Linked DNA regions of Mus musculus: region 1 is linked to region 2. A link is a loop called in an ENCODE intact Hi-C map of the cell type or tissue named here. Cell type or tissue: heart. All regions are shown on one strand. Links, peaks and the distances in the headings refer to the core of each region. The heading gives the core; the rest is flanking DNA. Region 1 has its middle 48 kb from the start of Gm23176. Region 2 has its middle 170 kb from the start of Cep162.

Region 1 (16,348 bases), core at 3,545-11,544, 650 kb after region 2:
TGTGATGTTTTATCACTTTAGCACCAGAAAAGGATAGACATGAATATTTAAAAGGCAGTTTTACAATATGTTCATTTAGTAAAACTACAGGAGTGAGTCTCCCACTAGGACCTATGGCATCTCCAAGATGGGTTTTTCATCAGTTTTATAGTACCAGGCATGAAATACCTCCTATGTAGAAGGGCTCAAATCCCACCAGAAGTTAGTTAGTTACCACCTCTTTGACATAACCTTCATTGGCACATCTTTCCTAGAACATTGGTATTATAGCCCTTAGGGTTCACTACTAGGAAATAGCATAATGACGTTTCTCCACCAGTGGCTCACATAGCACCTCTGACCTTCTGAAAGCTGGCCAGCAGGAAGGAAGTTTTGAAATCAGTTCTAGCTTGATTTCTCTATATCCTACAATCAAAGTGTGGGGGGAAAAAAGGAGGAGGAAAAGGAGAAGGAGGAGGAAGAGGAGGAGGAATTTATTCACTAGGAAACAAAAACTCTCCTTTTTAAAAGATCTTCATAAACTATTATATGTCTCTCTAGAAGAAAAAGACAGTCAAAATCAGATGTTTGTCAACTGTAGAAGAATTTTAATCTGGCAACATGGCTGCTCCAGCAAGAAATCACATCCAAAGATATAATCCAGACAGAGTGCTGACACACCTCGTATTACAATATGGTCTGGCTGGAATATAGACACACCCTTAGTATACACTTTAATCCCTAACAATGAAATGTAGATTAGTGTGTAGGCGGATGCAGCCATGTTTGAAGGTGACTTCTAATTGAGGAGTAGACAATGTGATGAATCAGAGAAAGATTTGACAAAAATGAATGCTCACAGTCATCTATTGGATGGAACACAGGGCCCCCAATGGAGGAGCTAGAGAAAGTACCCAAAGAGCTGAAGGGGTCTGCAACCCTATAGGTGGAACAACAATATGAACTAACCCGTACCCCCAGAGCTCATGTCTCTAGCTGCATACATAGCAGAAGATGGCCTAATTGGCCATCATTAGGAAGAAAGGCCCCTTGATCTTGCAAACTTTATATGTCCCAGTACAGGGGAACACCAGGGTCAAGAAGTGGGAGTGGGTGGGTAGGGGAGCAGGGCGTGGGGAGGGTATAGGGGACTTTTTGGATAGCATTTGAAATCTAAATGAAGAAAATATCTAATAAAAAATTGAAAAAAACAGAAAGATTTGACAGAATGAGTCAGAGATAGAATATGCCCAACTCTCGTGAGAACGGAAAGGAAAGAGAGGATACTTGAAGAACAGTGCGGGAGAGAGAATTCAATTCAGTTTAGTTCAATTCAGAGCAGTTCAGTTAGTGGAGTTCAGAAGCAGTCTTTCCAAATAGAGCAATTCAGTCAGAAGCCAAAAGAAGCCATTTTGAATCAGTCCTTGGAGATGAGTTTGAGCCAGACATATGAGTTGAGCCAGCCATCCAGAGCTCAGAAAGAGCTAGAAAGATTGAGTTTATTCAGTAGTAAGTCTCAGAGGCTGAAACACATAAAGCCTAGGTTAGCAGACAGAGGCTAGAAGCTGAAGCCTTTGCAGTCCAGGCTTGCAGAAGATTAGATTATAGAGACTAGAAGCTTCCAGGCCTAGGGATACTTCATAGTTTCATAGAAATGCCCTGGGCTCAGGCCAAGCCATGTGTTTGCACAGCTTGGTTACAGCCTTCATCCCATCACTTCAGCAGAAGAAATAAAAGTGATGTTTCCATTTACAGCCAAGGAAACTCATGCTGTAAAGTGTCACAGAGCACTTCCTGGAGAAGACTGTTGTCATAGCATCATTTCTTTCCTCCAGCCTCCTACTGATTCACTCAGATGCCCTAAAAACATTACTATACTCCTGAGGAAATGAGAAGTCAGTATCTCATTGACAAGAGTAATACAGCATGCTACTTGATGGGGTTAAAGCTATTTGTTTAAAGGTGATTTAGATTCTAATTTAGAGAGACAATGTGTGTCCCCAAAAAACTGTGCACTCTGACAGAGCAGAAACAAGCCTGAGCAGCCAGCAGCTCTGCATGACATTTATGAGAATATAGCCTGGCACATAGTAGGCATATAACTTTCAAATGAGAGATGCAGATGGTTTCTGGCTGAAAACTACTGGGGAGTGCCATGGAACAAGACACAGCAGCAAGATGGCCTGGTATAATGTCCTTGAGGTAAATGTATGGTCTTTGGTTTCTTTTATTAAAAGAACTTAAAAATAATGGAACAGTTATAAATCATTATGCTAGCTTCCATTCGCCATACTCACTTTCTTCTCACAGGCAGAGAAGAGAGATCTTTAAAAGGCCCACCAAAGAATCACCAGAAAGTGTGTGTCTTAGCTGCCTTAAGCCATGGAAGAAATGCCCTTGAAATAAATGGGAAAATACATGGAAGACATGAGCATCCAAGTGCCTCCTTATGCTATCAGCTATGGTTGTCTGCACCTCAAGTACACTGCCTGAAAGACCCACCGGGGTTGGGAGGGGTGGTTAACAGAGCAGAGCTAGCCAATGAGAAACAAGGTTTACTTTAAAAAAAAATCTAAGAGGTTAAGAAAGTAGAGAGCTGAAAGTGGGGTAGAGGGCAAGAGAAAGACATCCTTAAAACAGAACTTCCAGAAATGGGATAAAGATGAGAGAACTGAGTGATAGCCTGGAAATTTGCTAATAATAAGAAGCCTGTTTCCCTGGAGGGAGCCCATCCCAGCAGGGTGCTCTGGACCACTATTGAAATACTGTTTCCTAGAGGGCCAGTTCATCCCTCAGCTCATTTCAATGACAATGCGCATTGCTGGCTGAGTGCTAGAAGACATGAAGGGCATCTTTTATTTTCCTAAGAGGAAATTGAACCTGTGCTTTGTGAGGCCTTAGCATATGCCTGTGCATGAAAATATGAGCCCATGTCTTTTGAAGAGAAACAGAAATATGCTGCCCTTGTGACAGAGAAGCGTCCAAGAACAAAGACATATACTCCTGCATGCAATCTCTACCCTAAGGATTCTTTGTTGTGATACATTTTATGACCAACTTTAAAGACATTGACCTGTTGCTCTCGTTCTGGTTTTTATTGGCTGCATCCTACTTACATAAGAAAAAGTCCCTTGGGGGGAAAAATCAGGATTTTCCTTTAAAACAAATACTGTGCACAACACCCCAGATTCCTACCAGTCTCTGCTGTGTTTGCTTTCATTGCTCTGAGTGTGTAAAAATAAAAAGAACAAGAAAATGGCATCGCTAAAGGAAGCTAGGAGTGATGTGTGAGGGTCCCACCCACATGTTGCCCCATGAGTGGAATTAGAGAGCTGATCCACAAAGACACTTGAAGTCGCCTCACCAGATGCCCTCCACTTGACTGGAAGCTGGGTGACTCTATAAAGTTACTTTCCCAGTGAACGGAATTTCTAATTAACACTGAAAATGCATGGTAGCTAAGTTTGTGGTGAAGACAGGCCATCTCCTCATTCTTCTTAGCTGGAGCCAAATTAAACTGTGAAAGGGGGACAGGATAATTGCTCACGGTGGGGCATGGTGTTTTCTCCTGCACAAACATATAATTAGGCTGTCTTAACCTCTTGGTTCAGCAATAAACACCACTTCAGAGACTAATTTACAGGCAAGAATCACAGAAGGCTGTGGAATAAAACACTCAGGGCTCCAGGCCTCCGCTCAGCTCAAGGAGAGCAGCTTCACTATTTCAAGTCAGCAAAAAAACCCTTCCACACTTACCACAAACTAAAACGAGATTGAAATAAGGGCTGTGCATTCAAAACATTGAACACACCAGCTAATAAAAAATACATTTGTGACTGGTCATAAAAGCAGAGAATGTAATTGGCTATGCCCTAGAAATATCTTTCACTTACAGTATTTGGGAAGACAGAGGCCTCCTTAATATTGACTTTGCTAACACGTCTACATTTTTCTGTCCACCATAATTATGCATCAGTCAGTGACACCTCGCCCTGTAGCTGCCAACAGTCACTGACTAGGGTGCTGGGAGGTGAGTTGGCTTCCTGGCAAGGACTGCTGGTGTGGGGCAAAAGGGAGGGGCCCACAGTCTTCCTGGTCCTGAAGGCCGAGGTAAGGAGCTTCTGAAGGGACATTGAGCTGTTCCTCCACTGTCTACTTGTTCCCAAAGTCCTCTTTAGACGTGAAACACAACACAGACCTTGCAAGGGAGGTCATAGAGAGTAGATCCACCTCTCTGTGGGAATTGTGTTTTCTTCAGACCAAAGCAGAGCTAGAGATGGAAAAGCTGTGTTGTGACAACGGTTGGATTTCAGCAACAGTGACAGGAGAGTGTGGGCTGTGGGCATGTTGGACATGATTCATGTGCTGTGAGAACTGGAGAAGGAATGGTCGGCAGAGACACACGAGGGAAACTCAGAGACACATCAGCGGGGTAAAAAGCCAAACATTCGAGCATACCATCTTATCCATATCCAAATCTGAGTTACTTGTAGATTATTTTCTTCTAGGTCCCCTCTCACGGTATAAAGACATAAAATAACTGACTGAGTCACACTTCCTCCCTCTTTCCGCAAGTAGTCCTCTGTTCAGGGTAAGTTTGTGTTGCTAAGTCTTTGGGACCTAGAGGTGCCTATTGTTAAGTAGTCTATCTAATCTTTATGGGATGAGTGGGTGAAAGAAAGAACAAATGAATGACCACCTTCCAACTGTAGTACCAACCCATGACCTAACCTTATATTTTCAAGATGAATGTAATGGTACCAGTGACCTTCTCAGGAAGTAAAGGAACTTTTATTGCTAGCCTGATGACTTGAATTTAATAACAGAACCAGAACCTATAGGGGAAAGAAAGAGTCAGCCACTATGAGCTGTCCTCTGACCTTTCACATGTGGGTGCACACACAGGAACACACACACACAGGAGTACACACACACACACACACACACACACACACACACTAACAATAAATAGTTTTTAAAAGATTAATGCAACCAAAAAAAATTCCACTTGGAAGTGATTTTATAAAGAAAAAATGATGCCAGGCAGTGATGGTATATACCTTTAATGCCAGCACTCAGGAGGTGGAGGCAAGCAGAGCTCTGTGAGTTCAGGGCCAAACTTGTCTATAGAGCAAGTTCCAGAACAGTCAGGGAGAAACTGTGTCAGAAAGAAAGAAAGAAAGAAAGAAAGAAAGAAAGAAAGAAAGAAAGAAAGAAAGAAAGAAAGAAAGAAAGAAAAGAAAGAAAAAAGAAAGAAAGAGAGAAGAGAAAAGAAAATGTCCTTAAGCAAATATTGCCTAAACAAATGTTACTATATTTTAAAATAGTATTGATTAAGAAAAACAATAAGCTATATTTACTTTGAGAATAGTGATTTATCTCTCAAGCACCAATTTTTACAAAATAAACTGGGCAATCTTCAACTATAGACAGTAGCCTTTCATTTTCTTATAACATTAAACTGAGCTTGCTATGCCAATAAGGGTGTTTATTTTTGTATCTTCAATTTTAGAGAGGAACAGTGACTCAGCACTTGAATGGCAAGAGGAAAGGGAAAAAAAGTAAATGATGTCAAATATCGAATTACTTCGACTGCCCCCTGCTCGTGTTATTAGAAGAGGTTTTAAAAGCTGAGATCTTCTTTCAAAATCTCAGCGGTGACTTTATAAATACGTGGTCATGCACGTGACTACAAAACTCCAGTTGTGATCCTCAAGAGAAGTATAGCTGTGACTGAGATCTTATAATTTTTCAGATCCTGCCCGCAGTGCAGGAAATGCTGCTTAAACGCTGTGCTTGACTTCCTTACAGCGCTTCAGGGCCTGTTTAAGACTTAGGACTCTTCGTCTTTCAAACCAATTTTAAGTGACTGAACAGTAGTGACAGGATATGGTACTGAAACTGGAGGTTTTAATAAGAACATAATTCCATAATAATGAGATATCTGTGCTTTCAACATTATTACTGTTCCCTTTATTTATATTTTTAGTTAAATCTTACTTTAAATACTGGCAATACTGCAACCAATGAAGTTCATTCAAGGAGTAATTATTGCTATTGAAAAACAGTGAAATTGTGATGCTCATGTTCCATTTTCAAAAGGATGTATACATATATTATTAATTTAGATTTTGGGAGTTGTTTGGTTTTTTTTTTGGGGGGGTTGTTTGTTTGTTTTTTGTTTTTTGGGTTTTTTGTTTTTTGTTTTTTGGGGGTTTGTTTGTTTTTGGTTGGTTGGTTTTTGTTTTGAGAGGGGTTGGGCTTTTTCTGAGATACAGTTTGCAACTCACTCTGCAAACCAGAATGGCTTCAAATTTGTGGCCCTTCCCCTATACTGCCTCCCAATGATGGAATTACAATCAGTGGACACAATCATGACTGGCTAGATTTAGACTTCTTTTTAAGTCTGGCTGTTTTTAGACTTAAAAGAATGATAATGGACATGATTTTTAATAATTTTTGGCTGCTTGTAAGGAGATAAGGTCATTATATCCAATCTTGCTGGGCTTAAAGAAAAGCAGTTGTTAAATGAAATACAATAAGAATATTTAGAAACTTTAAGAACTAAGAATGGAAAGTAAGTTCCGTGAAAGGATGGATTAATCTGGGCTATCCAAGGTCAAACTGTAGCTAGAAGTAGTTGGACAGCCTAGGCCAGGGTTGTGTGTTTGAATGCTACATATACTGACCTTAGCATAGGGCTATGGTAAAGGAGAGGCCAGGAAGACATTTCAAAACTCCTGTCAAGAGTCATACTTGCCGCCTTGGGCGAAAACCAGCAACAGTTTGCAGGAGGAACAGAGCACCGCACATACTCTAATGGGGGGCAAGGGGGACACTTGTAACCATAACCACGGGCTTTCACAGATCTTTTCATTTCGGCTCCGGCTGGAGCTGAGGTGAGAGCTGCAGCCCGTAATGTCAAGGCAGGGAACGGTTGCCCTCAAATCAAACCCAAGGAGATTTTTCTATTGTGTAAGAAGAGGGGGAGAATTCATCAAGGTAAGAGGCAACTTGGTTTAATTATGGGTCTTTTAATGTCTTTTCATAATCAGTTAATAAATACCTAGACAATAAAATCGAATTTAAGCTTTTAATAGGCCACGTTGGCTTGAACCTAAACAACTGGAATTATCGGCTCCAAGCATTGTGCGACGAAGGGCTCCCTGTTCTGTGCCAGGAGAAACAAGGCTAGCCAAGGGTGTTTTTTCTCCGTGCCTCCCCATAATAAACGCTTGTAATATCCCCCCCCTTTCTGGCGAGTAGGACGCAGATCTTATTTATCACAGTGTGAGACACACCTGGCACATGGATCAGGAAACAGCTGTTTTACTTCATTTCTGTCATCACCTTCCAACAGATTTCTTTCACATTCCAATTTGGACCGGAGGACTCGACTTTTTCTCCATAAGTTCTCCATTAACAGATTCACAGCAGAAGGCGCCATTGGTCCGTTTCCTCTCACAGCAATTAATTACCCAGAGCGGCGTGTTTTGACTGAGAAGGCAGCAGGCTGCAAGTCACCAGCCTTTACACGCCTCTGTGAGCGACGTCTTCATCCTCAGCACCAGGCATTTTGCGCCTTCCGAAGTAGTGAGCCACTGTGCAAGACAGCTAGTTCCTCCTCGCCAGGCCAAGTCCATCCTAGGGCCAAGGATGCTGTCCCAGTGCTAAGCTCCACTCGCCTAGACTTCCTCCCAGGTTCGGCCAGATGAAAGGCACCTTTGCTTTCCGAATTAGTGAAGAGCCATCAGACTTGGTCTGAGGTCTGTGAGCTATGGCCCAATAAACCTTGAAAAGCTTGAATTACACTATAACCCACAAAAATTTTCAAATTAAAAAGGCATATTTAGAGGCCCCCCGCGGATAGTGATTTTATTTAGTTTAATTCCCTCTTGTGGCCAATTCTGTAGACACCCCTGAACACGGGCCTACACTCCCAGGGGAAGAAAAAGGAGGTTAGCTTCGGATCTGGGGGAGCAGAGGCAGTACATCATTCCTCAAACAGAGAGAAAGTATTTCCCCGGCTGTTCTGTGAGGAGCCGTCTTTCGAAATCAATGAAAATGTATGTAAGACAGAGTTTAAGTTCATTCCGCTTCAGTGTCCTAAAGTCATTTTTCAGAGTTTTTCCCCCAGCTTCTGCCTAATTCACCCTTAACGAATTGTCAAGTCGGAGAATTAAAGTTATAAATTTCTGCCCTGAGAACCCAGACTACACGTTCAGCTAGCTCCCTTCAATCATCTTCCCGTCTGAAGGACTTCTTTGGCTGCGCAGGCGCGGTTTGCGTTTGGTTTTTAATGAAGTGACTTGTACACCTCGTGAGCACTTTCTTATCTCCTCTTTACACAGAGCTCTGCTTGACCCAACAGACCCCTGCTCCCAAACTTGTTTCAAACTTCTCTCCATGCTCATGACTGCTCTCTCCATCAGAATTGCAAAACTTGCCCCGTTCTCATCTGGTGGCAAGCTCCGTGTGCACCATATGAGAAAGGAGTTAATAAAATGCACATTGGAAATATAAAACAAGGTCAGGGGCGACGGTTTGGCTGAAGGTCTTTCTTTAAATGTGGAAAACAAAAGAACAAGATTGTTTTAGCAGTTGCAGCTGTCAGGAATAGGCAGCCGAAGTCCCAGCTACCTGTTCACGGGACCCTCGGAACCACGGGTCGTCTCTCTAACCCAAGCCTCTCTCTGAAGGATTGGCGTCCCACTTTGGAAAGGCTAGGTGGAGACAGAAGGAAGTCCCCATTCTGCCCCTAAAAGGGCCACAGAGATTGAAGGAACAAAGCAGTGAATGAAATCAAAATCAAGCCGTGGGTGCTCGAGCCTGCACAAAACTCCAGGCCCCGGAACTGACTGGAAGTCCCCAGTAATGAATGGCGTTACTGTGTGTGCTGTGAAACCCACCCGGATCGGATGCTTGTAGGTAGTAGGTTTTTAAAAGTAAGTGCTTAAAACAAAAATTCTGCGGTTGGGTCCATCAGATGCCAACCGAACTGGAAGAAAGAAAACATTGTCAGCAAGCAACTGCTTGCCACATAAGACCTCGAGCATACCACTAGGCAGACTTGCTTTCCTATTGTACTGACTGGTTACTTTGGCAATACTTAAGAGTGGAAAGCGCACAGTGAAACTCCATCAGGAGAACGTTATCATTTTCAAATGAAGATGAAAGAGAAAGCACTTAATAACTATGTCAGAGTTGATGATAATAGCCCACAAGCCCATTAATATGTGAGCATAAATTGGTTTATCAGAGTAGCCATGGCCCAACAAAATAGAAGACTTCATAGCCTTGATAAAGGACAAGACCGGGTCATCCAAACAGGAAAAGAGGGGCTTGCAGAGACAGACTGTGAGTGGGGGCAGGAGAGCCATTAGGACCATCAAAGCATCCACAGGCACCACTCCAACCAGACACCACCTCACCCCTCTCTAGTTTGAGTAACTTTCCCCCTTGAACCTTGGCTTCCTTGTTTGTAGAAGAAAAAAATGATAATTTCAGTGAAAAATATCAGAGTACAGAGCATTTGGCTAACACCCACAAGGGAGCAAAAGGGAAATCTGAGATAGCCACACACGCTTGCACAGCTCCTGCCTGCTTCACCTTGGGTGAACCACCTCTCAGCATTGTGCACTGGAGATGAAGTTGTCTCAGGAAAAGGTCATCTTTTAGTGGGAGTTGCCTATACTAGTTAAGAAAAAAATCCAGGCCCATAGGAACTGAAACTCCACTCATGTAAGATAGATGAAATGTAGGAAGAACCTCCACCCTGCCTTTTCCCTATCTTGCATTTTGACCTTCCCAGGTCAGAACATATCCCAAGCATTCCCCACCACAGTTACTGCTCAGGTGTGAGCTCTGCAGCAGCAGCACACAGGAAACTGCTGTAAGTGCAGAGTTTAGGGCTGGAGGTGTGGCTCTGCTGGAGGGCAATTAGCCAACACTTGCAAAGCCCTAGGTTCAGTTACCAGCACTAGAAGAAGGGAGGGAGGAAGTAGCATTAAGTAAGATTCTGGAATAATTCAGAGACCATTCTTATAGACTTTTAAAATCTTGGGTCAATTAGACAAGAACTTCTGAGATCAGAATCCAGAATTGTTTGTGGGTTTTTTTTTTTAATTTGCTTGTTTGTTTGTTTTAACAGAGTCTAATGTAGTCTAAGCTACCTTTGAAATTGCTTTGCAATCCAAACTGCCCTTAAATTTCTGATTTCCCGCCCCCCCCCTCCTAAGTGCTGGGATTGCACGTGTGTACCACTCTGTCTGGCCATCAATGCCTTTGAAACCTTTCTAGATCATTCTGATGTGCTACCAAGTTTCAGAACTCTATTATCAAAGGTAAAATGTAACCAAAAAACACAGACTAGAAAAGGCAACTATTCTTGAACTAGATCTCTTGAGAGAAACATAGTTAAGGAAAGGGAACAAAGATATTTTCATGTTTACAAAGTACTCATACACTTCACGAGTACCAAGAGTGCCCGGGTGGGCAGACCATTTATTGGTATTAGGCACCGTGTTTATTGTTGCTGCCTATTTTCCAGTGATTTTAGAACTCAGTAGGGGAGGTGTTGTGGCTTTGAAAGGACTATTTTTATAATAGAATTGTTTTTACTTAAAGGTTTATGTAACATGCTGTACTACTAAACAGTAAATAAAAACCACTGATAAACCCCAGGTCCCCCACAGGTAGCTTGGCACATCCTTAATTATCCAGTTTATGAGCAAATCGCCGCCTCAGCTTTGGCTTTCAGCTTGTTAGGTGCATGTGTGCATGCGCCGACAGGTTACATGCAACATCCCCTGCGGTTTTAGTGTTTAAATAAGATTGTCAAAATATGGAAAGGCAGGGGAGAAGCTGTAAACAAAAACTGGCTGAGATTTGGATTGGAATCTTGGTTTTGGGGGGTTTGTTTATAGCAAAAACTCTGTGTGTGTGTGTGTGTATGTGTGTGTGTGTGTGTGTGTTCACATTAGAGCACAGTCAAAGGTAGAGAGGCCTGAAAGGTTGCTAATGACTGCTGCATGGCTGCGGAATACATGGAGTTATATCCATCCAGCTGTTATATTGGGGTTTTGATGAAAGTCAAAATGGCTGGCGCTCCCTCATTCTCTCACTCACACGCTCTGCCCCCTCTCTCTATCTGTCTCTCTCTTCTATGTATCTCTCTCTCTCCTGTCTCTCTGTTTCTCTTTGTCTCTGTCTCTCTCTTTTATCTCTGTCTCTTTCTCTCCTGTCTGTCTCTTTCTTTCTGTCTCTCTCTTTCTCTCTGTCTCTCTCTTTCTGTCTCTCTATCTCTCTCACTGTCTCTGTCTCTCTCTCTCTCACACACACACACATACACGCACGCACACACACACACACACACACACACACACACACACACACAAAGTCCCTCTGTGCTATAGCCTACTTTCCCTGCCAAGCAAAAATTGCTTTTAAGCAATTAAACCTTCCCAGAGGAAAATCATTTTTTACTTTGTCATTCAAATCAAAGATAAACAACAATCAGATAGCATCAGGTAGCTTTTGTTCTGTTTTATTCTGTGACTGTTGTACAAATGAGTTCCTTTGATTCCTTTGAGTGTTTGCAGCCCTTTCTAACCTGAGAACCCTTAGAATACAGTTTTTCTGGGGGCCTCAAGCTCACAGCACCCTGCAGACTCTTCCGATGGGCGCCCTCTGGCGTCAGCGCCTTCAATCTACCCTGCTAGTCTGGAAAGTGAATCCCTCTGCTGGTTCACTTGAAAGCTTGGGGAGACCAGCTAAGATCCAGGTAGAAAAAGAAGTCACACCAGTTTCTTAAGGAATCGCCCCTTCTTGGAAAATTTCATGAATTAGCTTGATGAGTGTGAGAATCGTTTTTTAAAACATCATTTCCAAGGCCATGATACCTTTCTTGTATGAGAACCAGTATGGGCATCACCGGGCTCTCCCCACATCCCCGGGCCATGGGCTCAGACTGTTTCCACAAGGTATCCAAGTATCACAAACCATTGCAAGCCCCTGCATCCGGTATTGATTAAGCAATGTCTGGAGCTGGCAAACATTATTAATATATAGAATGCTAGAGAGATTGATTGCGCTACTTTCATTTTTCTTCTTCCTGCCAGCCCCCTACAGGAGAAAGCCCTGCAGCTGTTCCGAATCCCATTGCCAGAGCCATATTATAGCTTGTTTTGATGTTTCACCAGCAAATCCTGTGCCTCATACAGGGACAAGGCAACGAGAACATCCCAAGTTCCAACTGGAGGCCACGGCACAATCACTCTGTCAGGTACTGTTGGTAAGTCAGGATCATAAAAGATAATAAACTCTCTCCCATCTTTTATGACGGCACACAGAGATCAAACATTTTCCAAACCAGAGCACAAAGCCCCTAGGACCAGTTCTCCCTGACAGATGTTCATCTGCTATCTTAGTACTGACGTGTTACTTAATTTATTGACCCACCGAGAAAAGGAAATACAAAGACCCAAGAAATCTGGTATTGTACAATCCATGAGCCTTGATATAAACTGGAGACTCAGTGGCATGTTTTAGGAACTATCTAAATAGTGTTCTTTTACTGTTTTTTTTTCCCTCAATATTTAAACAAATAAAAACAGGACACAGAAAATGAGTTAGACAAAAAAAAGCTTTTGTTATTTTTATTTATCTTTTCTTCGATGGATCAGCATTTGTAATGGTTTATGATATCACTAACCACAAAATCCCTGATTTGCCCTAGGTTTCTTAGGTTGATTAATTATGAGGTGAAATAGAGGCTGTGGGAGGGGTGCTGTTACATACTTTGGCCTTTCTCACTTGAATCAGTTCTGCAGAGCTAGACAGAGCATGGTGAGGGAGAACCAGGATAATGGACTAAGTCTTGAACCAAATGAAGCCCCACATCCAGTAGTGTTAAAAGCCTGCCTTTGGGCAGATCCAGCAGACCATATTCTGCTTACACAGCCTCAGTCCTTCTCTTTGATAGCCCATGTCCCAGGCGGACTGGATAAAATGATGGTTTCTCTTTCTACGTCTGTGACTTTGCTCATAAAGGTCTTGCTCAGATGTACAAATAAAAATCCTATAAGAAACAGGCAAGATCAATTGCTGCTTCCTCTAATTATCATGCGCCTTTGTGGGAGTCACCCCAGAGATCAACTGAGAGTCTGACTCTCCTTCTACACATTTCCTTGAATGAAGCATCAAATATTAAACATCTTTTGGCCTCATCCATCTCTTCTGTGTGTTATAACAGGAATGGAATTATACCTTGTGGTGATTAGTATTACTTGCACACCAAAGAGAATTTGGAATCACCTGAGGGGTGAGCCTCTGGAGATAACAGGGGGTAGTGGGTATCATGACTGCATCAACAGAGGAGGGAAGACACCTACTGTGAGTGGTACCACTCCTTGGCTGGGATCCCAGACTGTATAAATGGAGAAGGGCAACTGAGCAGTGACTTTTGTTTATCACTCACTACTTTCTGATTGTGGCTATGATCTGACAAGCTACTTTAGGCTCGGGCTGCCTTGATTTTCCTGCTATGATAGGTTACAACCTTGGTGAGCCAAAATAAAAATTTCCTTCCCCGAGTTGCTTTTGTCAGAGTTACATCACTAAGACACCAAGGAAAAATAACTCAGCTGCCTCTAACGTTACATAAATGTTTGTTTATTCATTTTATTTATAGATACCATACTCATCTTTGGAGTTCTCTCCTCCAAAGCCTTCTATGTTTTCACTTAGACTAAAAATAAAGACCAACTTCATTCCATTCAAACCCCTTCAAATGCATGCCTACACATCTTTTGAATGGATCCTAAACTATTCCAACCTGTTAAAAAAAATCACCTGTCAAATTACTTCCTTTCTGTCTCCACCACATTCTGCCACTGACCCCAGCTGCCCCTAACTTCCTCACCCAGACCCACACACCTCCACTGGCTATGGGTTTCAACACAGCACTGCCTTTCTTCTCTGTGAAACTTTCACAAGTGACTGTCTTCAGAGATCTTTAAAGGTGCATAATGTCTGATATGTCTTCTAGACAATCCTTAGAAATCTTCATTACTATCAACTGACAATGTAATTTTGAAGTTATGAATTGTGTTTCCTTCACTATTAAACTTCTCACTGGTCCATGCAGCACTCATCAAATGTTTGTATCACTTCTCTTTAAATTACACTACAGCACAGTGCCTGGTGTGTCAAAGCAAAACGTTATTCCACCTTAGGTTCCAGGAGAAGTGATTTGCCTGTCATGAATATTCAAGACTTCTTATTGTTTAATAAGGATGTCTATTTTTAAAAGTTAATGACTTATAAGAAATCACAGCTTCACAACACACACATCTGCACATACATAATTAAAATCGCAATTCTCATTTTTAACTTCTAACCATCTTTTGCAGGGTGCAACCTAATATTTGCCACGTTATTTCAACTTATTAAAAAATAGTCACCACATCCAAGCAGTAGTTTTTATAATCTACAAGTAAGACAGAACCAACTCAATGGTCACTGTTGAAAAGACATCAACTTTAGAAGTGGATAGCTAATAAAGAAATCCCAAAAGTTTATAAAGATAGATTCTTTTTGCTACCTTATATGTCCAAGATTACAGAGCACAAAAACAAAGAGACAGACTTCCATGAAAAACAGACTTGAAAACTTCAAAGTGATTCAGTGAGTTAGAAGAGTCAGAATATGAAGAATAACTAGACTCTACTCTAAAGAGAGAGTAAAAGAGCTTCAGACATTCACAAAGGTTGTGATAGAATATCTGAAAAACACAGAGAAAAAGAAAGGTGACACAGGACAAGTAAGTAAAACTAGACAGAAGGACAGCTCTGTGGCCCCCTGTCTGAAGGAGGAAAGGAGGAGATCAGAAGCCCCAGTGCAAAGAAACTGCAAGTCACCCCACCAGGACAAGCCTTCAGACATATTAAACCCAGTCATGGGCTTTGGTGAGATACTGGTTCCTCTAGGAGATAGACCAGTGGGAAGGAATCCTATTTTGTCCTTCTGAACATCTCTGAGAGCAGTGAACCATCTTGACACTGAACTTGTGTTTCTCACTGAGTGACCATAAGATCCTGAGAGCAGAGAACAACCAACCACAAGTCGTAAAACCTGAATCGAACCGTCCACATCCCTAGGATTACAGGCCATTGTAAAGAGTGGGCAGGCTCAACACTAGCAAGCTAAAATGTTCAGGTGGCAGAAAACTCAGCTCAGAGACAAGGAAAGTGATGTCATCCTCAGGGTCTGGGGCAGATCTCAACAACTCAAAGTAGCCCTGGAGTGCCATACCTAAGCCTGAGGTTAATATGTGAATCAACTTCTGGAGCCACCTGTCAGACACCCACTGCATAGCGGTCTGAATGGTCTAAAGTCCCAGACTTTGTTTACTTGATGTTCACAGCTGCATCCTTCCAACAGGCTCACTGCCATTTAGAAGCCTTGAAAGCCGTCTTCCTCCTATAGGGATCTCCGTGTCATGGTTGCTTCCCACACTCCCAACACATTGGGGAGACATTCCCACCTAGAGCATTAACTACCCCAAGGGGTATGATCAGAGGGTTCTTGGTCAGGTCAGAAAACCTGCCCAGCTCACAGACTATAAAGCTAAGAGTAAGTAGAAGCCCGAGGTACACGAAGGAGGGAAGCTACTAAAACAAAGGCATCTCTGATTGGCATTGGCCAGTTGTCCATTACAGAATCAGTACCACAGCACACATGGGAATGACATGACTCCATACGCACACTCAACTGCTACCACCCACTCATGTAGCTAGCAGGCCCTAATTTTCAAGGACATACAGAAAGGCTGCTCCAACATTTAGTTTTTTTGCCTTTTAAAATTGCCCCTTTATGGACTGAAGGAGCTGAAGCGGAGTTGCAGCCCCATAGAAGGAGCAACAGTGCCAACAGGCCATACCCCTCCCCCACCCGGAGCTCCTGGGGACTGGATGGGCCAACCAAAGAATACACATGGAGGGACCCATGGTGCTGGCCACATATGTGGCAGAGGATGGCCTTGCTGGATATCAGTGGGAGGAGAGGCCCTTGGGCCGGAGCCCCAATTGGCTCGATGCCCCAGTGAAGGAGAATGCCAGGAGAGGAAGACAAGAGTGGGCAGGTGGGTGGGGGAGCACCCTCATAGAGGCAGGGGGAGGAGGAATGGGATGGGGGAGGCTTCTGAAGGGGCACCTGAAAAGGGGAAAACATTTAAAATGTAAATAAAGAAAATACCCAATAAAAAAAGAAAAAACTAAAATTAAATAAATATTGCCCCTTTTTGTCTTTTTATAACACTTTTGGCAGTGTTTTTATGTGATCAAGCTTTTAAATTTCTTGTTATAATCTT
Region 2 (16,348 bases), core at 3,139-11,138:
TTTTTGAGAAATCTTATCACCCATGCTGAAGCTGATGGTAGGAACTGTCCATCATAGCCTCAGGCTCAAATGACCAGTGTTTCAGACCAGCAGAGCATTTGAGAAATGTACGACTACATTCACAACAGGAGGAAAGTGCCAACAGAAACAGATCCTGAGCCGGTTCCCAAATGGGATGACAGAAAACGTGGAAGGGACCACACACAACTCAGCCCCTCTGCACGGCAGCCCCCTCGAAAGACAGTTGTTTTGCTTCCTCCGCCTATCAGCAGGCCAGGAGTGCTTCACACGGGGACTGGACCGCTCCTGACACTTAATTAAAATTTGCACTTAGCTCAGCAACTCAGACTATGCAGCTAAGAAATAGGTCTCTGCCAAGTAATTCTGTCTCCAAGGAACATTTCCTTTAAGAAAAACTTGGGGGTGTCAGTGGCAGTAGTTCTGTGTGCCTAAGTTTTGAAATCACGCACTGGTGTGTATATATCATTTGTGCATACATTGCACATGTGGCCCTCAACTTGTTTTAATTTTTAATTTTAGACCAGTTTTTTTTCTAAATTGTGCAAATATTATTTAAGATAACAAAACTGTGAAGCAAGTCTCGGATAGCCTCTCTATTGCAGAAGCCTGGAAAGTCAATACAGATTTAATAAAATTAGTCTCTAGCCTGCTGGTTTCTGGAAATAGAATCTTTAAGAAGAGATTGTTAAACCACTGAGGCTGACATCAACTGAATTTTTTTCTTAAATATTCAAATTATATTATTTGAAAAGTCTTGATACGAACCAGAGCAAGCAAGGCAAAGTAAATGTAAAATAGAGTCCTGAATCTAGCTGGATTGCCTACAATCTAAGCATCAAAGTGTTACAGTTTAAAAAAGAAGCTAAGTATTTGAACACATCTGTGGTATCCCATTTAACTGATTAATATGAGATCCGTGCCATGTGCAAACAATTGACAAATGCTAAAAATGATTGGTGGTTAGAAATTTGCAACATTTTAAAACCTCTATGAGAATTTTTCAACTTTTGTTAATGTTTTGTACCCTGTACCTTTAATAAAATCAAGGTGACAGACCAAGAAAACATTTACTTCAGAATTACAGGCAAATCTGATACTTTTGTTGAAAGATGCCCTGGGGCACGGGCTCAAGCGCTCCTCAGGAGGAGATGTGCAGAACCTCCCTAAGAACCTGTGGGTCCTGGGAGAGCTGGCCGACTTTGACATTCAACCAGCCCAAATGAGAGGATCTGCAGAGCAAACCGATCACAGATCGTGGGAAGGAAAGTGTTATCCGTGGGCGAATCTACTTTATTAGTTAGACTTGCTTTCCGACTTTAAGTAAAACGTGGCTCTGTAAATTAGTGCCTGTGCAATGGAATTATTTAGCACCGAAGTTCGCAACTCACATTTCATCCACCACAGAGTCAGACCCCGAATGCCAACAGGCAATTTCACAGCTAACTTAAGCACTGATTTTCAATAACGTCACCTTTTTCAGGCTTCCAAATAGTGTATTTTATAAAAACAACAGGAAGTAGATTTGCAACTCCCTGGATGGGAATAAAGGAATTGTGAAACTTACATCGTTTCTTGGACTTGACAGATTTCTGCTTAGCAATGATCATGTTATCTCAGAACAGCATGGTTCTGCTCCATGGACGTCATCCTGTTCTACTGTGTTTTTACTAGCTAAAATTAGATTTTAAAAAGTTCAGTTCACTATTGTAAATAAGCGGTGCTTATTTCAAAATGCATTCTTCTTTTTTTCTTGTCATGTTGCTTTCTGGAAAAGTTCTATAAGTAATGAGGACTTAAAAATATTTCTGTTCAAGGATTTGAAAATACAAAATACTTGGGCATTTCTCAAAGCATGGTTTTTTGAGAAAGGGGAATTGAGGTTTGATGTTTCAAAAGTTAAAATGATTGGTCAGAAAAAAAAATACAGTCCTAGAAAAAGCTCAAAGTGTCTGTATGGCTGTATCAAATTAGTCCGAAGAAAAAATGGTGGAGACGTTTGTTTCCACAGGGCAAGACTTTTTTTTTTTTTTTTTTTTGTATTATGGCAAAATTTAGTAGAATTGCATAATAAAGGCTGAAGTTGAAAAATAAATGAATTGTATTCAAACAGAAACATTCATTATATAAAAGAAGATGTGAAAGTAGAACCAGGGCTAATAGAGAGTGGGGAGGAGTGTGGGAATATGTCTGTGTGTATTCATTATGACATTATCATATATAACATGATAATGTCATAATGAAACCTATTATGAATTACTCTATGCTACAGAAACATTTAAAAACACAAAGAAACAAATAAAAATGTTTGGTGATGATTTTTTGTTTTAGACTTTAAATGACCAAAATACAATAGTTTGTTCCTCTTTTGTGGTCTGTATAGAAGCATATGAAATCTTATAAAGAAATGTATAGTACTATATTTCTGTAGAATTCCTTTCTCCCCTTTTGCTCATACAATTTGGTATCATTTCCTGTCATTTTAGTGGGACACTGACTCCCCGTTATTCAGATACTACACATGTGATTTAAGGTTACAATATAAGGCAACAGTGTATTAAAACAATCCCATTTTAGAGGATAACTTTACTAATAGCACTAAGTATTATCATTGTCAAAAAAAGTCTATGAGAATCTGGAAAACTTCCTTATTATATAAAAATCTATAGAGAGAAAATACTCAGTTCTCTATAAAATCACGTTATCTGTTTGTGTTGCTTTTTGCATTTATGATCAACACTTTAGTTGCATATAAATTATTCTTTAATTATCCTATAATTTACATATCATCTTAAAACTCATTTGTGTGTCTATCACCGTAAAACCTTGTTGTTCACTCTATATAGTGGAAACATTTGTTATATTTGTTTGAAAATTCTACCAATCTGTTGGCTTTTAGTTCACCGCAGAGGAGAAGTGACTAAGAGTATTAGAATAACTCATAACAAATTTCTTACTAGCCATCAGAATCTTGACAGTTTCTTTAAAAACAAGTTTATTTGCACTGTTAGATTTGTAAGGCAGTTGCAAAAATCTCTCTAGAGGCAGAGCCTTATAAAGACCAGGGACTGTGGATCAAAGGGTGTGCTTTGTTGTTTCAACAGCCGGTTCTCAATTTAGAAAATACATTGGAGGGCTGGGGAGATGGTTCCGTTGGTAAAGTGCTTTCTGGGTAAGCATCAGGCCCAGAACTCTATCCCCAGAGCCCAAGTCGAAAGTCTGGGCATGGTGGCATGTCCTGATCAAGCCAAGGCTGGGGAGGTTGAGACAGCAGATCTCTGGAGCTTGCCCAGCAGCCAGCCCATCTACTCATCGAGTTGAGGCTTAAATATCAGATCTGTCTAAAAACAAATACAAAACAAGGTGGGCGGTGCCTGAGGAAAAACATTCAGGGTTTATCACCTGCATCTACACACACAGGCACACATATGCACATATACCTATACATGTGCACCCCACACAAGAACACACACACACACACACACACACACACACACACACACACACAGGCAACACTCAAATGCACTAAAAACTAGCAAGAAAACACTAGATTTCTCCATTGAACCATAGGTTTTCCTTTATTTAGTTATTGTGTGTATGTATATATGTGAATATATGTGTATAGTATATGATCTGTGTGTGTATGTGTGTGTGGGTGTGCATGCATGTGGGGGGTTTCAGAGGTTGAATGTCTCCCACTGTTGCTTTCCACCTTATTTTATTTTATTTTATTTTGAGGCAGGCTCTCTCTCTGATCTCTGAGCTCACTGACTGCCTAGATTTTCTGGCCAGTGATTTCTGTGGCTCCACTAACCTTTCTGCATGGGTCCCAGGGACCAAAGCCCTCCCTTCAGGGATGCATTTCCTCCAGCAAGGCTATTCCTAAATGTTCTATAACCCTCCCCCCCCCAAACAGCACCACCAATTGGGGTCCAAAAACTCAAGTACACAAGTCTGTGGGGGATATTTCTCGTTTAAATCACCATTCATTCCTATTTAGTAATTGAGTCACAATACTATCTTTTGCAAGAAGGCTCCGCATTACTACCTAGAAGAATCCATGTTTTCTGGGCTGACCTGTCAAAGCACTGGCAGCTGCTTCTTTCAGTGATCTTCCCCTCACACTGGTTTCCACGCCTACCTTCTTCATAAGTTATTGGCATTTCTTTAACAATGAAACCCCAGAAAGAAATCTGGGGAGGAAACTTGGTGTCGTGCCACCTGTGTTGGGAAGCCAGCCTCTGTCCCCACCATCCAGTATGGAAACACTGGTCCTTGCGGGCAGGCTGGCTGAAATTCAAAGCACTTTCTACTTTTAGCCAGTGTGGCTGTTAACAGTTGTCAATTGCAGGTCTTCAAGAGTTCCTGTGAAGAGATCCCTCTGTTGCCATAGCTTCACTTTCTCCTGTAGATCAAGATCCTAGAAACCAAGCTATAGCTTTATTATCGTCATGAGTACAGAGTTGGTACAGCAGAACAGGATGCCTGTCCCACGGTTACTTGCTCTCAAACACAGCCTTAGATCAAAGGGATGATTCTAGCTTTAGGAATCAAGGTAACAGGATGATGGGTCTCATGTCTTGAAGTCACTCATTAGAGCTGCCCAGCCACCTTATGGCAGCCTACACTCAGGACTGATCCTAGATCCACAGAAGACCCTGGTGGTTAACACACACACACACACACACACACACACACACACACACACACACACACAGCCCTCCACAGTTTAACAAGCTGGAATCAGGACCACTTAGACACTTACTTGTGGAGGGGCTGTGTACCCTGGGAAACATGAATCTCGGCTAGGAGAGAGAAGAGGCTGCTCACGGCCTCTCTGAAAGTCCCACCCTTGAGAAAATGGGCTTCTTCTAAAGGGCAGCAGATAAAATCATGTGAAATCATTCCGTTAATCGTCACATAGATGGTGGAATTGTTGTTTTAAAAGGGAAATGAATATCACAGAGGGCAAGGTGGGAATGGAGATAAAATACTGAGGGATGGTGGTGGTGGGGGCTTCTGAAGTATAACTGCATTGCAATTCTTACTCAGTGTTATTTATTATTCTTTATACAATAAATGTTTTATAAAAACCTTCATATTTTCTACATTCTGTACTTTGTGAAAAATATAGCAGTGTTAAGCTGGAGTGTGAAGTATTGAAAAGATGTTTTTGTTTCATGATGTATATTCTATTTGTTATAGTGTATAATTTGTGAAAATGTAATGTTAAAGATGAAATGTGAAGTCTTAAGATGTCCATTTGTTTCATACTGTCTTTTCCTTTGACAGGATGTTCATTTGCATGTGTTTGTGTATCCCTGCATGTGTTTGTGTGTCCCTGTGTGTGTGTGTGTCCATTGCTGAGCCTTCACACAAAAATGTAGCTACATGAAACATTTTCGTGAGCCATCTTTAAAACTTGCAGACAATTCCTTCACAGCCTGGAGAGAGCATCGGCAGCTCGGCTCACTGACCTGATTAGCTATCATTGCTATCCTGAAATTAAGAAGCCCCGACCGAGAGGACAGTGGCGGTCCTGCAGACCGTGGTCCCTGGAGGAGGACTGGCTGGGAGGAGGAGAGCCATTTAATGGTTGCTCTGTGCACATTTCCAATGTTTTCCCTGGAGAATTTTGCACTATTTGAACTTTTTTCACAGAACTGTGTCTCATCCTCCAATCGATGCTGCTTTCACCCCCATTATACCTCCAAAAGTTGTTTGTTAAGTTGGAAGATTTTTTTTTTTTTTTTTTTTTTGCCAGCAAGGGAGGGGTCGTGAGGGTTCAGAAACGTTGGCCGAGACTCTAAATTCTCTTGTTCCAGAGTTTCCTTTTGTGGAGAGCTCAGTCTTGGGCTGGTGACATTTGCCTACATTTTCCCTTGTGGAGCGAGTGTGTGTGTGTGTGTTTAGAATTCACTAATATTGAAATTGGAACATTACTCTTTTTGTTATGCAAGCAGCCGTGGAGTTAGTGTTATGAAAACATGTCTGCTCTGAAGTGGTGGATACGGAAGTGACAGGTACAATTTCAGTGACATCATTTCATGTAACCTAAAAATAGCTTTAGAAGGACCACTGGAAAGGTAATAATGACATTTTTGCTCTATATAATTGGGATCTGTTGGGAAGGGAGACATGTGCTGCTGTAAAAACAAAAACAACAAACCCCAAACCCCAACAAATAAAAATCTGTCTTTAATCCATAAAGGATTTTAATTTCCATTTCGAAGTGCATTTTATTTGCATTGGTTCCAATTTCCATCCCATCCTCTGGTGTTTCTCCTTTTTGCTAGATGTAATAGCCCACACATGCAAATTCTGATTTGACATCTAAGAGACGTTAATTGTATTTATTTTTGTTTATTCCTCTTGGCAGTTGTTCAAACTTATGATTCCTTGCAAAGTAACGATATAGAAAACATTATGAATAGTCTTGGTGGTTAGTTACTGTAGCTGATAATTTCGCTGGTAGTTTGGAGTCCTGGCTCAGCTCACAAGGCGTTCTTTGTTGTGGCAGGATTCATTTACTCAAATCTCCTCACATCTTTTGCTCTTTCTGGGGTTGGGTTGTGGAGGGGGCAGTTCTTTATGTCATAGTAGGAATGATTCAAACGGATTTCTAAAGTCAGCAACCACTCAGCCGCTCACGCAGAAAATGAAGTTGTTGAGAATTGATGTTTTAAATGGGCCCAGAGAATAAAGCTAGTCCGCAGGGACCAGGAAACCATGGTGTGCTTCACTAGGTCTGCCATAGGGTGGCGCTGCGAGGCCCGGATTCAACAGCTCCAGCTACAAGAATCTTATTCTCAGGCTCTTTCTCACTGTACATGTAAAATATTTACATTAAAAAACGTCCGGCCGACAGCACTGATGAAAATAACGAAGTAATTAAAAGTCGGTTGGGTACTTGTATTCTTAGCTATCTCAAGTATGTTTATACAGGTGACAGAAATAAAGGTTTAGGACTAAAGGAGTGGTAAGGCTGTCGCAATTTCAGTTAGAATTAATTTTTTTTCCTGAAATTTTTTTGTAGTAAATTAAAAAAATCTGTACAAATTTGAACTTTCAAGGAGTCCGTTTCATCTCTATACTTTTAAAAGATATAAAACCTCATGCACACAAGTAGGATCGCACTTTCTCTGCCTGACGTTACTCATCTTTTCTCTTGACTTACATATCACACAGATCGGGATGCTGGCCCCAATCATTGAATACGCGGAGAAAGCCCGAGTGTTGATTGCTCTGGTCATAAGTTCTTTAATAATCTGCTCATTAATTACTGTGCATGCTATTCTCTATGACTCTAAGAGCCTGTTAGAAGTAAAATGTCATGATGAGCTAGCTACCCACGGTAGTTTTGTTAACCAACTAAACTTCTAAAGATATAAAAATATTTTAACCCTAACTATAAAATGTTTTAAAAATATTCCCTATGTATAAATAGATAAATATCAGATATGATATAAAACTAATTGGACACAATCATCATTTTTTCATGTTCAGATTTTAAACTCACTAGAAAGTATAAATATATCAGCTCTACTTGAATTAATTTTGTATTTCTAAAAATATATGATGTAATTCTAGGACTCTTTAATAATACTTTAATATCAGCAGATATAAGATGCTAAATCTAATGTTTAAATATTGAAAAATGTTATTTTCTACAGAAGTATATACATGCTAAAAGAAAATCAAGTACTCTTATAGGAAAAAACCTCTTACATGCCTGATTCTGAGAAAGGGCCCTTGTTGTTGAGATGACTACATACATTTAATATCATATATTGGAAATGAGTTCCTGATGCAACATCTGCTAAGTACAGAAAGTATTTGTCTATAATTTCAAAATAATGAATGAAAGCCAGAGGGTCTGATGGGTTTCATTTGAACATAGAATTAAGCAAGGGTGTCTACTTTCAAATTCTCTTTTTATAAGTGTGTATGGACTTTTTCCTAGAAAATCAAACTTGGTCCCCCTTTGATTTTCTGTTTCCACACCATGGTTATGTGAACAAAAAAACTTTTCCATATATACAGTCAGTGAGGAAGTCAAAGTTAACTTTCACAGCGCAAAGTTGAATTTTCATGGGTAGGCTGCGGAAACTAAAAAGTACAACATAAAGCATGTATCACAGATGTTGACGGCTATTTTCACTGAGCCAAATTTCATGCTGCTTCAATAACTTCTAAGGCATCGAGAAAATGATTTGGAAAGCCAGAATAGAAGGTTTACACTTCAAAAAACATATTGATTCAGTAAAGCCATTTTAAGGTACTCCACATTAAAGAGAACAATACCCACTTAAGGGGCAAATCTCTGTCCTTGAACAACAAAGGCAAGAAGAGATGTGTGTTCCCAGGGCTTTCCTTTCCCTAACAGCAGAGGCACGCAAGGGAGCAGTAGTTTTATTCCGTGCCCAGGCCAGGGTTGGCATGGTGGCTTGGAAGGCTTTATGCGCTGAACTGGGGTGGTGAACTGAACAGAAGTCAGATTCCCCCACCTTCCATCTGTGGGTGTCTGTCATTTGGAGACAATGACAGGCACCGTATTTTCTTAACCCAATATGGACAGAGAACGTGTTTGGATTGGATTGTGTGACATCCCTTCTATCTAACAGTCCCGAGAGGGGCGGGACAGGACTGGCTTTGTTAATGAGTTCAGCTGCCACCGCCCTTTGCTGATTGCAATCCCTTGTTTTATGATGTCTTTTTCAGCTTCTCCAAAAACTTGCTGCATTATCTTCTAGGTTTATTTTTAAGATCCAGTAACCCGAAGATCAAAAAGAAGAGCAGAAACAGAAATCTACCTCCTAAGTCCCAGTTTTCTTTTTCTCACAGGGAAGAGGGGATGCGAGGTGTGGGCACATTCCTCAGAACACTGTTTGAAGAAATGTGTGCTTTTTTTCCCCTGTATGTTCAGGAAGGAGCTGCCTAAGAGCACATTCACAGGCTTCTTGACTTGATAGAGGAATTGGAAAATAACCCTATGTAAATATACAAAAACTTTCAAGTCAGACAACTCTTTCTTCACTACATTTGTCATGGAAATGTTTGCTGTCTCAGAGAGGTAGCAAGACAGTAGGTGACTTGTTGGCATCTGGATTCCCTAAATGTAGTATTTTCTCAAAAGTGGTTCTTCTAAGACACAAAGGGTTGGTGTGTTCAGCTCTGTGGTGTGCGCTCTCTGAAATCACCTCGATGTTCTTTTAAAATTAAAAAAATTTTTTTACTTTATTGTAGGGGAAGAGCATTGCCAGTTTGCCTTGCTAGTGTGAGCCTCAGAAGCACCAGAGACTCTGCTCGGATTACAGGGAATCATGTCTTCGTGTCCCGTTCTGCAGCAGGGGCTCTTCTGGGTCATTTTTCAGTCCTTTCAAAATCCATATGTGGTGGCAGGAGGGCCTGCCTGTAAATCAGAAGGACCAAGTTTCTTGATTCAGTCTGGGGTAGTTTTACTCTTCGCTGTCACCACAGCTGTCAGCAGGATGTCTCAACCATCCTAATTGTCACCAGGGATTGGATTGCTCCCTAGCTAATTGTTTAGAACAACTAATCTGTGTCTAGGCGTAGGCAGCTGGGGGCATCCTGTATTTTAGACTAAACTCCCACCTTGCTTGCCTCTAAGCACAGTTGTTTGGGTCACCAAGGGTCAGAGAACCAAGACCTTCAGATCCAACTCAAACGTGGTTTCTAGACTGAGAATTGGAGGGAACCGCCAGCCTGTGTCTCAGCTAAACAACTGACAATCCAGAGTGCTCACAAGGACGATATGCTGCGTATTTTCCAGGGCATTTCTTCAGTGAAACTTCTAAATATTTCAATACTAGTGGCAGAGGGTTCTTCCCTGTAAGTAATAATTCACACATGCATATTAGCATGGATGGCCGTTCTGTTCAGAACCTGGGCTTTTTCTCAGCTTCCCAGAACAAGTGGTTAATTCATTATTTAAAAACAGCCCGCTGGACTCCTTTCTCTTGTACTCACCTGCAGGTTTTGCCGTTCCCTTAAAATTGATCCAGACAAGGTTCTTAGACCCCAGAAACAATAGGTTTAGGAGTTAACCCTCATAACCCCACAGTTTCTATTTCAAAGATCTTTCAAACAAGCTAATGAATTGATGTAAAATTTTAACAGGAAATCAAAGCAAGAGATCTTCTGAGAAGTTCCCTCACCAAACTATGATAAACTAAGCAAGCAATCAAAGGCAGCCCTCTCTGGAGCAAAATCGAAAATGTGCAGGCTCTGAAGAGACTTTGCAAACAGAGGGCCAGAATCTTTTTAAACAGGGAACGTGGAAGAGGGACCACACCCTCCTTCACTCAGATTTAGAAAAAGTAGCTTCATATTTTTTCATTAAAAGTCTATTTTGTTTAAAATGCTCCTTCTCTCACCTAGAAAAAAATTTAAAAGTATATAACTATGAATATCTCCTGGAGCCAGGGTGTTATGGGACAGACTCAAAGAAAAAGCCACTGCTTACTTACCGTGCCTTACCCGGCTACCAGCATTATGTTTGCATCACAACCCTGTGGAGGCATATAGACTCGCCACTCCCAGTTGCCAGGAAAACAGGCTCCCAGGGAGGTGAATTGATTTTCACAGATCACAGATTTTGCTAGTGGAAAAGTGCCGAGTATTAGAGAAGTTTGGGGAAGACATTTTTTTTTTTAAGAGGAAATGGGTTTTGAAATGGGGATTAAAGGCAAGCAGGAGTTGGGAGGATTAGTTCCGCAGAGGCAGGTAGATATACAAGGAACACAGGCATATGATTCTAGAGGCTTCAGAAGTGAAAACAAACAAGCTAACAACGGGAAGCTGTTGGGGTTCTAGTGTGATGGTGCTCCCTGCACAGCTCCAGTGTGATGGTGCTCCCTGCACAGCTCCAGTGTGATGGTGCTCCCTGCACAGCTCCAGTGTGATGGTGCTCCCTGTACAGCTCCTGTGTGATGGTGCTCTCTGCACAGCTCCTATGTGTGGGTGCTCCCTGCACAGCTCCAGTGTGATGGTACTCCCTGCACAGCTCCAGTGTGATGGTGCTCTCTGCACAGCTCCTGTGTGTGGGTGCTCCCTGCACAGCTCCAGTGTGATGGTACTCCCTGTACAGCTCCTGTGTGCGGGTGCTCCCTGCACAGCTCCAGTGTGATGGTGCTCCCTGCACAGCTCCTGTGTGTGGGTGCTCCCTGCACACCTGCCAGCACTGTGAGACTTGATTTTATCCCTCTGACACAATCAAAAGAACACATTAATTTTTCAGATTTCTTCTTCTTCCCCTCTGTAATTGCTGAATTGCTGTCATATTTAAAAGCATCTTCTTTTCTAATGAGGAAAGCAGTATGTATTTAACATTTATTTATTTATTTATTTATTTATTTATTTATTTATAGACAGGGTTTCCTGGAAATCACTCTATAGACCAGGCTGGCCTTGAGCTCAGAAATCTGCCTGCCTCTGCCTTCCAAGTGCTGGGATTAAAGATGAGTGCCACCACTGCCCGGCTCAGTATGTATTTATTGCAGGAAAATATGAAAGACAAAGTATGCACATGCACAAAGGAAAAGAAAAATGCAAAGACGTCTAATTGTATTTTCATTTGCCTTTGACATCTATAATCCCAGACTTTAAAAACAAGAAAAGGAGCTGCAGAGGGGAGATCAGGAAAGACCACATTTGAGATGTAAATAAATAAAGTGATCAATAAAGAAAATAAATTTTCCAAAAAAACAAAAAAAAAAAAACAAAAAAAAAAAACAAAAAAAAAAAACAAGAAAAGGACTTATGATGCAGACAGGTCTTAGTCACTCCTTGATTGTACTCTCCCCTCCCCCAGCCTGAAACCTGCTTGCTCAGGGGTGGAGCTTCCTGCTCAATCATTCTGCCATGCCCACTGCTGGAACCTGCCGCTTTGCTGTTCGGAGCCGTGCACGTGGTCACCCTGCTACTGGACCCCGAGATTAATTGGCGGGAATCGGGTCCCCTTCCCCTGCTTTATAACTGCGTGCAGAACAGTAAAATTGAGCTTTGATCAGAATGACTGTCTTAGCTGCATTTCTTTCTCTCGCCGCCTAGCCCCTCTTCTCTTCCAGGTTTCCAAAATGCCTTTCCAGGCTAGAACCCAGGCTGTGATCTGCTGGCCGGACACAACACTTGATCACTTTTTAGATCATCAATGAGGACTTTTTTTCCTTAATATTTTATCCATCACTAAATTAACAGAATCATGGAATTTGTGTACTGAACAGAGTTTTCTATTGATAGCAGACAAATATTCTCCTCATTTGATGGCATTTCTTTATTACAATTTCTTGCAACAAATATATTCAATCAAAGTAAGTGTGAATGTGTGCACACAGAGACACAGATATACACAGATACGGACAAATAGGCAGGCACACACACTTGTACACATGTGCAGAGAGACACAGACATGCGTGCACCCGAATACACACACACACACACACACACACACACACACAGCTGTTGTATTTCCAAACTTGATTTATCAGGTCTCAGGGAGAAGCCACAAAGCAAGGTTTAGAACAAGAGGTCACTCCCATTCACCACCAACAGGTGGCGATGGCTGCCAGTTACCCTTCAGAAGAATTAGAGCAGATTTGAGAACATAACCTTTAAAATCCATGAGATCTTTGATAAGCAGAAAGATATAAATCATTCTAACTTATATATATATTTGGTCTCTAAGAAAAACTTGAAGTTCTTTATATGTTCCTTTGGGTGCTTTTGAAAATTATGTCCTTTGCTTTGCGTTTCTCAAATTAAAAAAAAAAAAGTATCAATCTTTTCCATTGCTCCAATTATATCTTTCTAGAAATCTTTTTTATTGGTTCTTTGTGAATTTCATATCTTATCCCATTCATTTTCCCCTCCCCTCATCACCCCCAACCCTTATAACCACCCCCCCTGGCCTTGTCAACAAAGGGAAAAAAAGTCTTGCTGTAGAAGCTGCAGAGTTTCAGTGTGCCCCACAGTATATCCTTTGGTCCACACTCTTGCTTGCAGATGTTTATTGCAATGCGTCATTGGTCTGGGACGAGGACTCTGGTTTCTGCTACACCGTCAAAACTGGAACCTCAAAAGGAGATCTCTTGGAGATCCTGTTGTTGCCCTGTGTTATGGAGATCCTGCAGCTTTGGACATGCAGGACCGGTCCCTTTACATACTCCTGTGGTTCATCAACGGGGTAGATGTTGGGGTGGGCCAACTCAAAGCCCTGGGTCTGACCTTGAGAGGTATCTGAGCTGCTCAGTCTGCCAGCTCTCCCACACCCACACCACCAGGGCCAGCTCTCCTTTCCTGTCCTGGCTGGCCCATCCAATGATATTGCCAGTAAGGGGCAGAGCAGCTCTTGGACCCCAGGCCCTCAGGGCTAGCTCACCTGCAACGCTTACAACCAGAACTAGCAGGACCCTGCTGCCTAGGCACGGGGCAAGGTCACTCTCCTGAGTGTTGCAACTGGTGAGGGACATGGCCATCTCTTCCACGTTTATGATCCCAGGTCCAGTTTTCCTGCCTGCTGCCTGCCATAGGTGGCGAGGGCCTAGGGAAAGGAGGAGGGCATCTCTCCCTCCTCTGTCCCACCCCATAGCAGACAAGAGTCAGCTCCCTCATGCTCACACCCTTAGGGCCGGCTCACTCGAAATCCCCAAGTCCAGGGCTAGCTTTACTGTGCTGCCCCTCCCACGTGCTACAGCAGGTGAGGGGCAGGGACAGACCTCCTGTTCTCATGTCCTGGTTGGGCCAGCAGCCGCAGGTGGTGAGGGCATCAGGAAGGGGAGGGCATCTCTCCCTTCTCTGTGCCACCGCACAGCAGACAAGAAGCAGGGCCAGATCTCTTCCCATGCTCATGTCCTCTGGGCCAGCTCACCCATGCCCCCCACAACCCCCAGGGTCAGTTGCCCAGGCAAGAGCCCACTCTCCTGCTCTCATGACTCCAGGGCCAGGTCTCCCACCTACTTCATGTGGCAAGGGACAAGCGGGGAGGAGGATATCTGCAACTGCATGGGAGACAAGTGGTAGAGCCCACTCTCCCACTCTCATACCCTTCAGCTGGTCCAGCCACAACTCTCTCAATTAGGGCCAGCTCTACTGTGCTTCCTGGGTGATGTGAGCTGCAGCTGGGGAGGGGCAGGGTCAGCTCACGTGCTCTGTCACACCCCCCAAGGCCAGATCTCCCCTATGCACAGGTGAGGAGTAAGGCCAGTTCTGCTCAGTCCGTAGACATCAACATATCCCTGCGTAGCAGCCAAGACCAGGGATGTCCACCTGGCCTTTGGTTGTAAGAGACCCCTGCTGATGCAGGGCCACAGCCCAGATATACGCCCCTCATGTCAACATAGGCCAGGACCCCACCATGGTCCAAGGTGGTATCACCAACTACTCACATCAGGCTGTTCCTTATTACCCCTGAGTCTCCAGTTCTGCCTCTCTTCATTGTGCTTACATCCTTTTGTTCTATTTCTCTACCACTTACTTGCTCCTGGTAGTGGTGCCCAGGTCCTCTGAGTATCTGACGTCATCTCAGGAGTGGTCCCTGGAGTGCTATGTCCCACTTGTGCATTATGGCACCAGGCAGGGGGTCATCTCAGGCTAGCTTCCCATAGTATAGTTCCCATAGTTCCCATGGTATCTGGCTCATGGTCAGGCTCACTCCTTTCCCAGGCCCACCCTCATGGTCCCATGTGGGGATCATCTGTTCTTGGGCTCACTCCTGCCTGGGGCCCCGGTGGTGGATCCAGGTGGGTTCTTCTAGTCTCTGCTAGGCTCACGTTTATTCAGGGAGTCTTAGGCTACGGATCATTCATCTGTAATGATGAGGACTACCAGTTTTGGCCTGGAGCATATCCCTGTGCTAAGTAGCTCATGCCTTATTCCTTTTCCTTCTTCCCTGTTTAGAGTACCTCAGCATCTCATGTGCTTCTCCATCTCAACGATGCTTTGATTCTAGATTCTACTCTTAAAATATTTTATTGGAATTGATTTTTAAAACAAGATTTATGGGTTAGTTTATAGGTATTGTGGAGCATCTTTTGGATATATGCCCGGAAGTGGTATAGCTGGGTCTTGAGGCAGAACTATGCCCAATTTTCTGAGACAACCACCACATTGATTTCCACAGTGACTGTATAAGTTTGCACTCCCACCAGCAATAGAGGAGTGTTCCCCTTGCTACACATCCTTGTCAGCATGTGCTGTCACTTGAGATTTTGATCTCAGCCATTCTGATGGGTGCCATGTAGAATCTCAGAGTTGTTTTGATTTGCATTTCCATAATGACTAGGGACATTGACCACTTAGTGTTTCTCTGCCATCAGAGATTTCTCTGTTGAGAATTCTCTGTTTAGCTCTGTACACCATTTTAAAATTAGATTATTTGGTTTGTCAGTGTCTAACATCTTGAGTTCTTCATAGATTTTGGATATTAGTCCTCTGTCTGATGTAGGGTTTGATAAGATCTTTTAGCAATCCATAGGCTGCTGTTTTGTCCTATCAGTGTTTTGCCTGAATGCATCTTTATGTACTACATGTGTGCTTGGTGCCCATGGAGGCCAGAAGAGGGCATCAGATCCCATGGAACTGGAGTTGCCATGTGGGTGCTAGGAACTGAATATATATTTTCTACAAGAATAACACAGGATCTTCACCACTGAGTCATTTGGAGACAAAACACATACAAACAAATGCCACCATTCGCCCTCTTTTCCTCCCTCCCTCCACCCTTCCTTTCTTTCTTCCCTCCTTCCATTTAAAAGTAAGGTCCATTTTGAGTAGAGTCTAGGTCTCCAATTCAAACATCACATTTTCCCTTTGCTTTCTTCTTTCTCCTTTTTCTCCGACCCTCCTCCTCTCCTCTTCTTTGTGTGTGATGTGTGTGTGTGTGTGTGTGTGTGTGTGTGTGTGTGTGTGTGAGAGAGAGAGAGAGAGAGAGAGAGAGAGAGAGAGAGAGAGAGAGGTGGTGTGTGTGTTATGTATTTGTTAGTGTGGATGTGTGCACAGCATTCCTGCGCATGTGGAGGATATATAGAAGCCAAGTTCAACATTGCCTGTCTTTCCTTCATCATTCTCTACTTTTTTTTTTTTTTTTTTTTTTTTTTTTTTTAGATTTTGATCTTAAAGCTCATTGACTCATCTAGTCCATCCATGCTGGCTTCTGGTTTAGCTTCCCTGAGAGCTAGGATTAGAAGTGCTCTCTTCCAAGCTTTTTTGTGAGGATTCCAGGGATCTAATCTTGGGTCCTCATGGTTGCCTAGCTCCCGAAGTAGCACTTTTTAAAGTTTTCTTTTCTCTGTATCACCTGCAATCATATTAC

The links. Peaks named below come from ENCODE experiments on the same cell type or tissue, not always from the same donor. Only the 100,000 strongest peaks of a DNase experiment are listed, where the experiment ranks them.
Region 1: it touches region 2 in a loop (2.7-fold over the local background); 5 of 42 quality-filtered maps call a loop at or near these places.

Annotation. Positions count from the first base shown.
Region 1 is chr9:88,061,701-88,078,048 of GRCm38, forward strand. No RefSeq gene overlaps it. Among named protein-coding and RNA genes, the nearest start is that of Gm23176, 48 kb to the left of the region's middle. In heart, for the core only: no CTCF peak of the experiment used is centred there; a DNase peak (open chromatin) is centred at 7,421; H3K27me3 peaks cover 5,668 bases.
Region 2 is chr9:87,412,821-87,429,168 of GRCm38, forward strand. No RefSeq gene overlaps it. Among named protein-coding and RNA genes, the nearest start is that of Cep162, 170 kb to the left of the region's middle. In heart, for the core only: a CTCF peak has its summit at 6,772; no DNase peak of the experiment used is centred there; H3K27ac peaks cover 579 bases; H3K27me3 peaks cover 496 bases.